Regions from separate parts of the Homo sapiens genome. Here region 1 is linked to region 2. Evidence: chromatin loops called from intact Hi-C (ENCODE). Cell type or tissue: Caco-2. All regions are shown on one strand.

Region 1 (4,000 bases), 530 kb before region 2:
GAGATTAAAAGAGCAATGACATGAGTGCAACAAATGGGTGGAGGAGATTAACAGACCCAAACTCTAAATGAGCTAATAGCCTCGGAAAACAGCTAGATAGCTGCAAGAAACAAGCCTCATTAATGGAAGTACAGCAATCAGATCAAGGGAAGCAACGGTTCCTTTAATCAAGCCACATCTAGATTTTATATGCATATTGGCACCACAGAACATTGACAAGATGGAAGCCATTTAATGAAAGATGATGATGGTGAGTGCAGAAATTCACATCTTATAAGGAACCGATGAAGCAAGTGGAGATCTTCAGCTTGTGGAGAGGTAACAACAGGAGAGGAGGAGGTTAGAGCATGAGAGTTGTCTTCAAATCTTTGAAGGACTATTGCGTAAAAAGGATTCACCTTCTTTGAATGTTAACTGCAGAGAACAGAACTAGAAACAGTGAATGAGAAGAAGACATTATGATAGAGGTTCTTAACCCTGGCTACACCTCAGAATCATGTGTTCTTAACCCTGGCTGTACCTCAGAATCATCATAACCTTAAAGTTTAAGATTTATGGGCTCCTTCCCTGTTGATTCTGATTCAGTGGGCCTTAGGTGGGGCTTGGTAATCTGCAGTTTTTAAAACGTTTTATGGAGAATGGTGCTCAGTTTCATTTGAGAACAACTCTAAAGAGGTCAATTTCACTTTAATATAAGAAATAATTTTCTAACAATTACAACTATTACAAAACTGATATAAAAATTAGCCTGTCCTGTAGGAAAATAAGACCTTTAGAGCTGGAAATGTCCACACAGTGACTACATGCTGAAAGGAGGATTTATCTTTGTAAGGCAAATTGTATTTGGTGACTCCAGAGACTACTAGGTACTTTAAAGACCTGTAAGTTCTCTGAGGGCAGAAATGGGATCTGGTTGCCTTTTTCCCTGGGCCCAGGATATTGCAGGTGCTAAAATATCTGCTATTAAATGAATGAATGCCAAGGACCCTTTATCCAGCAGGTAATAGGGACACAGAGGCTGGCATCTGATTTCTGAGACTAATTTCTAAACCTGTGCTGTCTCACACTCAAACTTCGCTCCCTTTCTGCAGCATATTTCTCCCTTACCCTTCACACTGGTGCAATGGAAAGTTCCAACATACAGAGCCAATGTCACAGAATGTCAAATTCAGCTAAAACATAATATAAAGGGTAACACATAAAAGTGTCTTTCCAAGAGAGGAAATAAAGCACAAATAAACATAGACAATTGGGGCTGTTTTGTAGCAATGCCAATGACTACCACATCCTTGGACTCCAGACCTCATACCCATCCTCACAGTTCACCTCCCGAGCATCTCAACCAAGCCAAACCCCAGCATGAGTTTCCCCATTTGCCTACTCTTTTGAGTCACCAGAATACCGAGGATCTGCGCTCTTCAAAATATCATGTAGTACTTTGGAATTTTTTAATCTCAAGATTCTTTAACTCTGACAGGAGGAAATTACAATACTCTTTAGTGCATTTTTCTGTCAGCTCAGCATTAGAAGGATGTCCTTACTGTGCATGATACACACCATGTTTATTTTCACTTCTGTGATTTTATTATATAAATATTATGTTTCCTTTCCATGAACCCAAATGTATCCATATTTTAAGATTCAACTCAAGCTACATTTTCCTCATAGTTTTTTTCTCAATTACTCCAGAATTTGCTAATCTCTCCTGTCTCTGAATTCCTAAAATATTCATATTCGCCTCTCACCAACTCCTTGGTGCCTTGACCAACTCCTGTCTTGAAATGTTGTTCGGCAGTGTGATCCTGTGAGTGAAGAGGATACAACGTATTTCTTGGTATTTTCCAGTGATTTGATCTGAACTGTACACAGCATATTTCCTCGGAAAATGTATGCCTATTGATTTCATGTAAAACTAAGTGCGTCAATCTGGTTATGTTGAAAAAGCATCTGACACTGGAATTTCTTTGATAAATCTACAAGAAAAGATTCCAAATCCAAATTCTGGAATGATACACAGCCTCAGAAGCTCTTTGTGTGTGTACTTACTTATGTGCTGTGGCTATGCCCAAACTCCCTGCCTGCCAGAAAGCTCCATCTCCAATTCTACCTCATCTCCATTCTCACCACAGGCCTCACTCTCACTCAAGGCTGCAGAGGATGATGAAGTCCAACTTGTCAGAGGTGGTTACTTGCTAGCAAAATATTCACACCTTTGACGGAGCTGTCAGATTTTTGTCCCCAAACCAAATGAGCACACAAACTGAATTTTCCTCCCACTAGACTGGAGGGCAACGCTTTAAATCAACTCTCAGAAATAGTTCAAGTCAGTGGCTCTATACCAGCAAAAAGCCAAGGGAGAGTAGCTCTTCATCCATAGTTCATGAGGCTCCTAAGAAAGGTGCTTTCACATTAAAAAAAAAATTAACCATCCTTCCCTGGGTCGGGGGCAATGGAAAGCAGTAAAGGGACGCTAGGGGTCAGACCGTGTGAATGCTTAATGCCTTCGTAAATAGCACGCAATCACCAAGTTTGGATTTTCACAATGAATGAGGAAGCTAGATTAGTAAATATTCTAAAGAGTTATCCCCAGAGACTTACAGAGACCAACCTAGTGAAAAAACAAATAAGAAAATATTAGCATTAGTTAATAATTTATAAAGGTAGTATATACTTTAAATGAAACAATATGAGTTGAAGATGATAGATAGTCAAAGATACACAAAGTTAAGTGGAAAAGAGATAGAGAGGGAAGTGGATTCCTAGCACATACAGGCCCAGATCTGGGCTTCTGACATTTTAAATGCCATCTGAAACATCACTTGTAATGATTTCTATGACTAATAGCTACAGGGTAAACAATAGTAGCAAAACCTCGTTTGATTTAAGAAGGATTTTATGTGAGTGATTCTGGGAAGACAGTATCCTCAATATGTCTACCCTCCCTGGTCAATGCCAATCTAGACATCATCAATAGCCCATGGTGTTCACAAACTGGCAGGTCTTGGACAGTAGTGAAAGCTGAGGCAAGATTTCTTTACCCCTGGGGAATACTTGGCCTGTAGAAATCCATGGACCAGAGAAGGGAGGCAGTGCTGAGCTGCATGAGTGTTCCTGTAAGAGGGACTGAGGGATTGCTAAAAGATTTAGCTAGTGCTCCCAACCCCCAAACCTTAGGAGAGCATGAACTTCTGCAGTTGGAGAAATGGGGAACCATTTATCAACAAGGAATTGGCTACTTGCTGGCTGTTATATCACCAACTCACAGGGCAGTGGTTTCTGCTTCTCCAACCTGTATGGATTTGCAAATGCTTAAGCTACCCCAGCAGCAAGAGCTGACCCTCAAGGATGAATTGAACCATGAAAAAGAAAAGGGAAATATAATTCATTTAAGAGGATCAGTAGCAAGAAAAAGGGAAAACAAGCAGAACACCCAGAAAATAAACTAGAGTCTTTAGAGGAGACAGGCGGAAGCTTAAATGGCTACAAAAAAAAAAAAAAAAAAAAAAAACCCAAAACCAAAAACCAAATAAACAAAAAACATATAAAAAAGACTTAGTCACAGTATTAAAATGCTTCCTCAAAAAAATACTAATTAAATGTTTAAAATTGAGTAGTTCCAGGATCCCTAATGCACAAATAAGAAGTGTTCCAGAAAAGGGAATAACAAATAAATGAAAAGAGGGAAAATGTAAGCATGTAATAGAAGAATTAAATACTTTGGTCAGCATATTAAAAGTTTTCATAAAATTCTAGGCAGACTGATAATAAAGCACAAGTTTAATGTGTGGTAAAGTTCCTGGACTCCAAGAGAAAATTTTAAATATTCTAAATCAAACAAGTTACTTAAAAAAGGATAAAGAAGAATAATCAAATGAGCATCAGACTTCTCAGGTGCGACACTGAAAGCAAGAAGATTTTGAAACAGCAGCTGAGGATAACTGGGTGTAAAGACTCTGGCCCAAGAGTTATTCCCAGCTGAGATAATAATTACCTAAAATAA
Region 2 (4,000 bases):
AATTGTAGATACTGAAGGTCACTTCACGTGATCAACTGATTATTGCAGAGCTTACCAAGCCCTTCTATAACCAAAGTGTGTAAAACTGTGAAGGAGCAATTTCAGATTCCTTTCTGAACCAAAGTCCAGAGTAATACTAACGTCATTCTAGCTAAAGACTCTGGGATCAAATCTGAAAATGGAATTTGTGTAGTATGGCCTAAAATTAAGACAAAGACTTTTGGACTCAGAAAGATTCAATTCCTTACCCCTCACTTTCCTTATCTGAAAAATAGAGTCAATGATATTCACCTCCAAGGCTTATTAGTATAGGGATGAAATTAAACCAGGAAATGTTTTATAAATTGAGAAATATTTATAAGAACAATTTCTCATTATATTCAATAATATTGTAATAATCTAATAATGGTATTCTAACAATAGCATTATTGTCAGTAACCTCTGCTTATCACCTATCTTGACTTCTGAGTTGGGTTGTAAACTGTGCTGATAATGGCTGGTGAGCCCAGATCATGCAGCTAACACTCAAAGCTCAAGGTCAGTAGGTGTACCAGCTCTCATTATTCTACACTGTACGTTTGATCCTGATACTACATTTCATCATACCATTTATTTACCGGTTCAGATAAATATATTATATTAGATTGTAACTTTATCTAATGTGCATTGACATACTGATTGCATGCCGTCCGTATGTCCCTATGGGTGTGTGTGTGTGTTTTTTTTTTTTTTTGTCCTTAAACAATTTGCTTGGTTCATAGTGACTTGAGCACTTTATCATTAGAACTTAGTTTAAATTCAAAGTAACTCTACCTGCCTGTCCGTTACATCTTTGAAGATGAGAATTTTAGATAAACTTTGCTGCTCCTCTAGTTTTGTTAGCAAAGAAAATACAAGCAACTTGAGTGGGAGTTTGTACTCCCAACTTGATGCTACAAAGTCAACATTGATTGACCCGTCAACTCAGACAATACGTGGACTTCATTGGTTGGGAGGTTTTTGCCACTGAAGAACTAATAGATTTAGTTTAAATCTGGATAAATCAGAATGGGAAGCCCATCTGCCTGCAACTATGTATCTTTCAGTAGTGCTGGGCTGAAGATTCCCTGTCATTACATTTCCAGAAGGACCTTGTTAGGATGCTAATGCTAAGGAATCATGTGACCTCCAGCTCTTCTCAGACTAGAATGCTTTGTAGAGCATAAGCAATCTCAACTGGTTCATAGCCCAAGGCTGCCCAGCTTACCACTACATACACTTCTAGCATCCATAGGAATCAAACTTATTTGTCTTGTGCATTTATTAACTTATTTCTCTTTCCCATTCGTCTTCCATTTAAGTTATATTAATTTAAATATAACTTAGAACTCACTACCTCAGATTTTCTGGCTGTGCCTTCCTTCTCTCAGCCTCTGAATTGTTGCTAAAAAAAAATTCAAAGGGCTGATTTCTTTTACGATGATATATTGCATTTGCAAACCTCCTTATCTTTGCCTGCTTTATCCCAGCGGACACTTACAACAACCCAATTTGCCTATTACTGTATCCACATTGTATTGTTTTCATTAGGACATTTAAGCAATATTCAGCTGTATAACCAATGTGTGATGGAGCTCAGTTCCAAGCACTGTTCTTCTGAGGCTTAGGCCAATGATTTCTCTATTCAAACATTTCCTTAAGGGGCAGGAAGGTTGTGGAAGAAGGACTTGTCTCTGGGCCCAGAAGCTTTCACAATTGACATGTAGAGGTAATGATGCCTGCATTTCCTGCATACTTTGACATGAAGAGGGGAAGAGGGCTCACCATTACTGAAATGATGTTTATGGTGTGGGACTAGAAACTGATGGCAAAGGGAAGCTCTGGTAAAAAACAAGCAGATGGATCAAGTCTTCAAGGACAGGCCTCTGTCACTGTGACACATTCTGTAGACTACAGACCTCCTGATGTAGTGAATTCTCTGTCTCCAAGCAAGACTACATGCAGACAGATAGTGATTATATGTTTTTAAAACATTGTTCTTCACCTAGTAAGGCAAGGCAGGTAGACAGCAAACTCAATGTGGTTCATGGTTCGTTACTTCCCATCTTCATTTCTCAGATAAAAATCTGCGACAAATTTGCCATAATAAGACACTAGTTTGGTAAACTGGCAAGTGCCTTGCAGCATTTCTTGTGAGGAGCATATGCTAATGGATGCTTGTATTTGAAAGGATGACTCACAGTTAATCATTATAAGAAATAGGCTTACCACTTCATAAACTCTAGGAAAGACTGTTTTCTAAACATTTAAATTGCTCAGCCATTTTATGCATTAAAACCCAATTATAACTTAGTATGTTGGAGAATTTCAAAAGCTATTCCCTGCAGGATCTGTGCCTAAGACTACATTTTATCATTCCGTAGTTCACACTCTGTCTAATACAGGCAAAAAAAAAAAAAATTAAAATGACTATTTATTATTATTATTTTTATTTTTTGAGAGGGAGTCTCACTCTGAAGCCCAGGCTGGAGTGAAGTGACACGATCTCCACTCACTACAACCTCCCCCTCCCCTGTTCAAGTGATTTTCCTGCCTTAGCCTTCTGAGTAGCTGAGATTACAGGCACCCACCACCATGCCCGGCTAATGTCTGTATTTTAGTAGAGATGGGGTTTCACCATGTTGGTCAGGCTGGTCTCAAACTCCTGACCTCAAATGATCTGCCTGCCTCGGCCTCTCAAAGTGCTGGGATTACAGGCATGAGCCACCGTGCCCAGCCTAATAAAATAACTTAAAACACAGCAAGACACTTGAAAAGATGTTGGGCGTTGCTCCCTAATGCGGCCCTAGGAAATGTAGGGGAAAGAAAGTCATTTTACAGATTTTCTGGACTTTGCTTCATCATTACTGGTGATTATATCAGAAAAAAAGATAAATAAGAAGAATGCATTGTAGTTGGAACCTGCCCTCAAGTACTGTAGAGCTCAGCCATGTCCATTTTGTGAAGGGTATATACAAAACAGACTTCCCTTTCATTGCAATGAAAGGCAGTCAGTCAGTAGCTAAGGATGTGAATATGGCTTTAATCCTTTCTGCACTATAAGTTATAAAATCATAGGCCAGGAGCCAGTAGAAGTTTTGAAATTTTCCTGAGAAACTATTTTAGTCTAATGCCTTGCATCTTGTAAAGAAAGCTTGCATTCCTATCAGAAATGGGTGGCTCTATTAAGTCTGAAATGAGAAGATAAACAGTTCTGTCGAATTAGAAAACCTGAAAGTTGAGACAAGCTAGAATTCAATGTGTTTGTCAGCCTAGAAAGGAAAATGGAAATAAAGTTAAGTGATTTAAATTTTTAAAAAAGAATGAGTTTTCTCTTGTGTTTTTCCTTTTAGTGCCAAAAGGAAACCCATATCCAAGCAGTAACTAAAGTAAGATTATGAAATTCCAAAGGAAGAATGAAACCCAGCATCTCCACACCACTGCAATACCAATCTCCAAAGAAACACAGATATTTTCTTCCTAAACACAAAGAAAACAAAACAAAGAATCCATTAGTTTCACTTGAGAATATTTTATGCAACCTTATATACAACAGTACTGTGGCCTCTTTCTCTAGCTATCAGTATAAAACAATCAATTGATTTCATCATTGTAAATACATTAAATAGTAAAATAATTATCTATTAGAGTTGAAAGAGGTCTTTGCATCCAGTCTTACTCCCTTCTCTTACAGATTCAAGACTTTGGAGCTTAGGAAGGGTCTGTGACTCATGCAAATTCTTTCAGATATTGGGAATATTGAGATGAAATCCGGCACCGAGATGTTAGTCGAAGGTTCTCATCACAGGATAGCTTTCTGAAATACCTTTCAGTTTGGGAGGAAATAGGAGAGCTGGAAGGCTAAGCTACAAGTCGAAGACATTCTTTCCCTTTTCTAATTGGGTAAACTCATCTTCAATCTCAACAATAAAAATTAAAAAAGAAAACAAAGCAAAACTATTAGATGGGAGCATTGTTTTTG

Evidence for each region. Peaks named below come from ENCODE experiments on the same cell type or tissue, not always from the same donor. Only the 100,000 strongest peaks of a DNase experiment are listed, where the experiment ranks them.
Region 1: a loop joins it to region 2, with 2.8 times the contacts of the local background. A loop is called at or near these places in 2 of 110 quality-filtered maps.

What each region holds. Positions count from the first base shown.
Region 1 is chr1:217,347,956-217,351,955 of GRCh38, reverse strand. No RefSeq gene overlaps it. Among named protein-coding and RNA genes, the nearest start is that of GPATCH2, 280 kb to the left of the region's middle. In Caco-2, no CTCF peak of the experiment used is centred here; a DNase peak (open chromatin) is centred at 2,472.
Region 2 is chr1:216,822,922-216,826,921 of GRCh38, reverse strand. It overlaps a transcript of ESRRG not described here. Among named protein-coding and RNA genes, the nearest start is that of ESRRG, 100 kb to the right of the region's middle. In Caco-2, no CTCF peak of the experiment used is centred here; no DNase peak of the experiment used is centred here.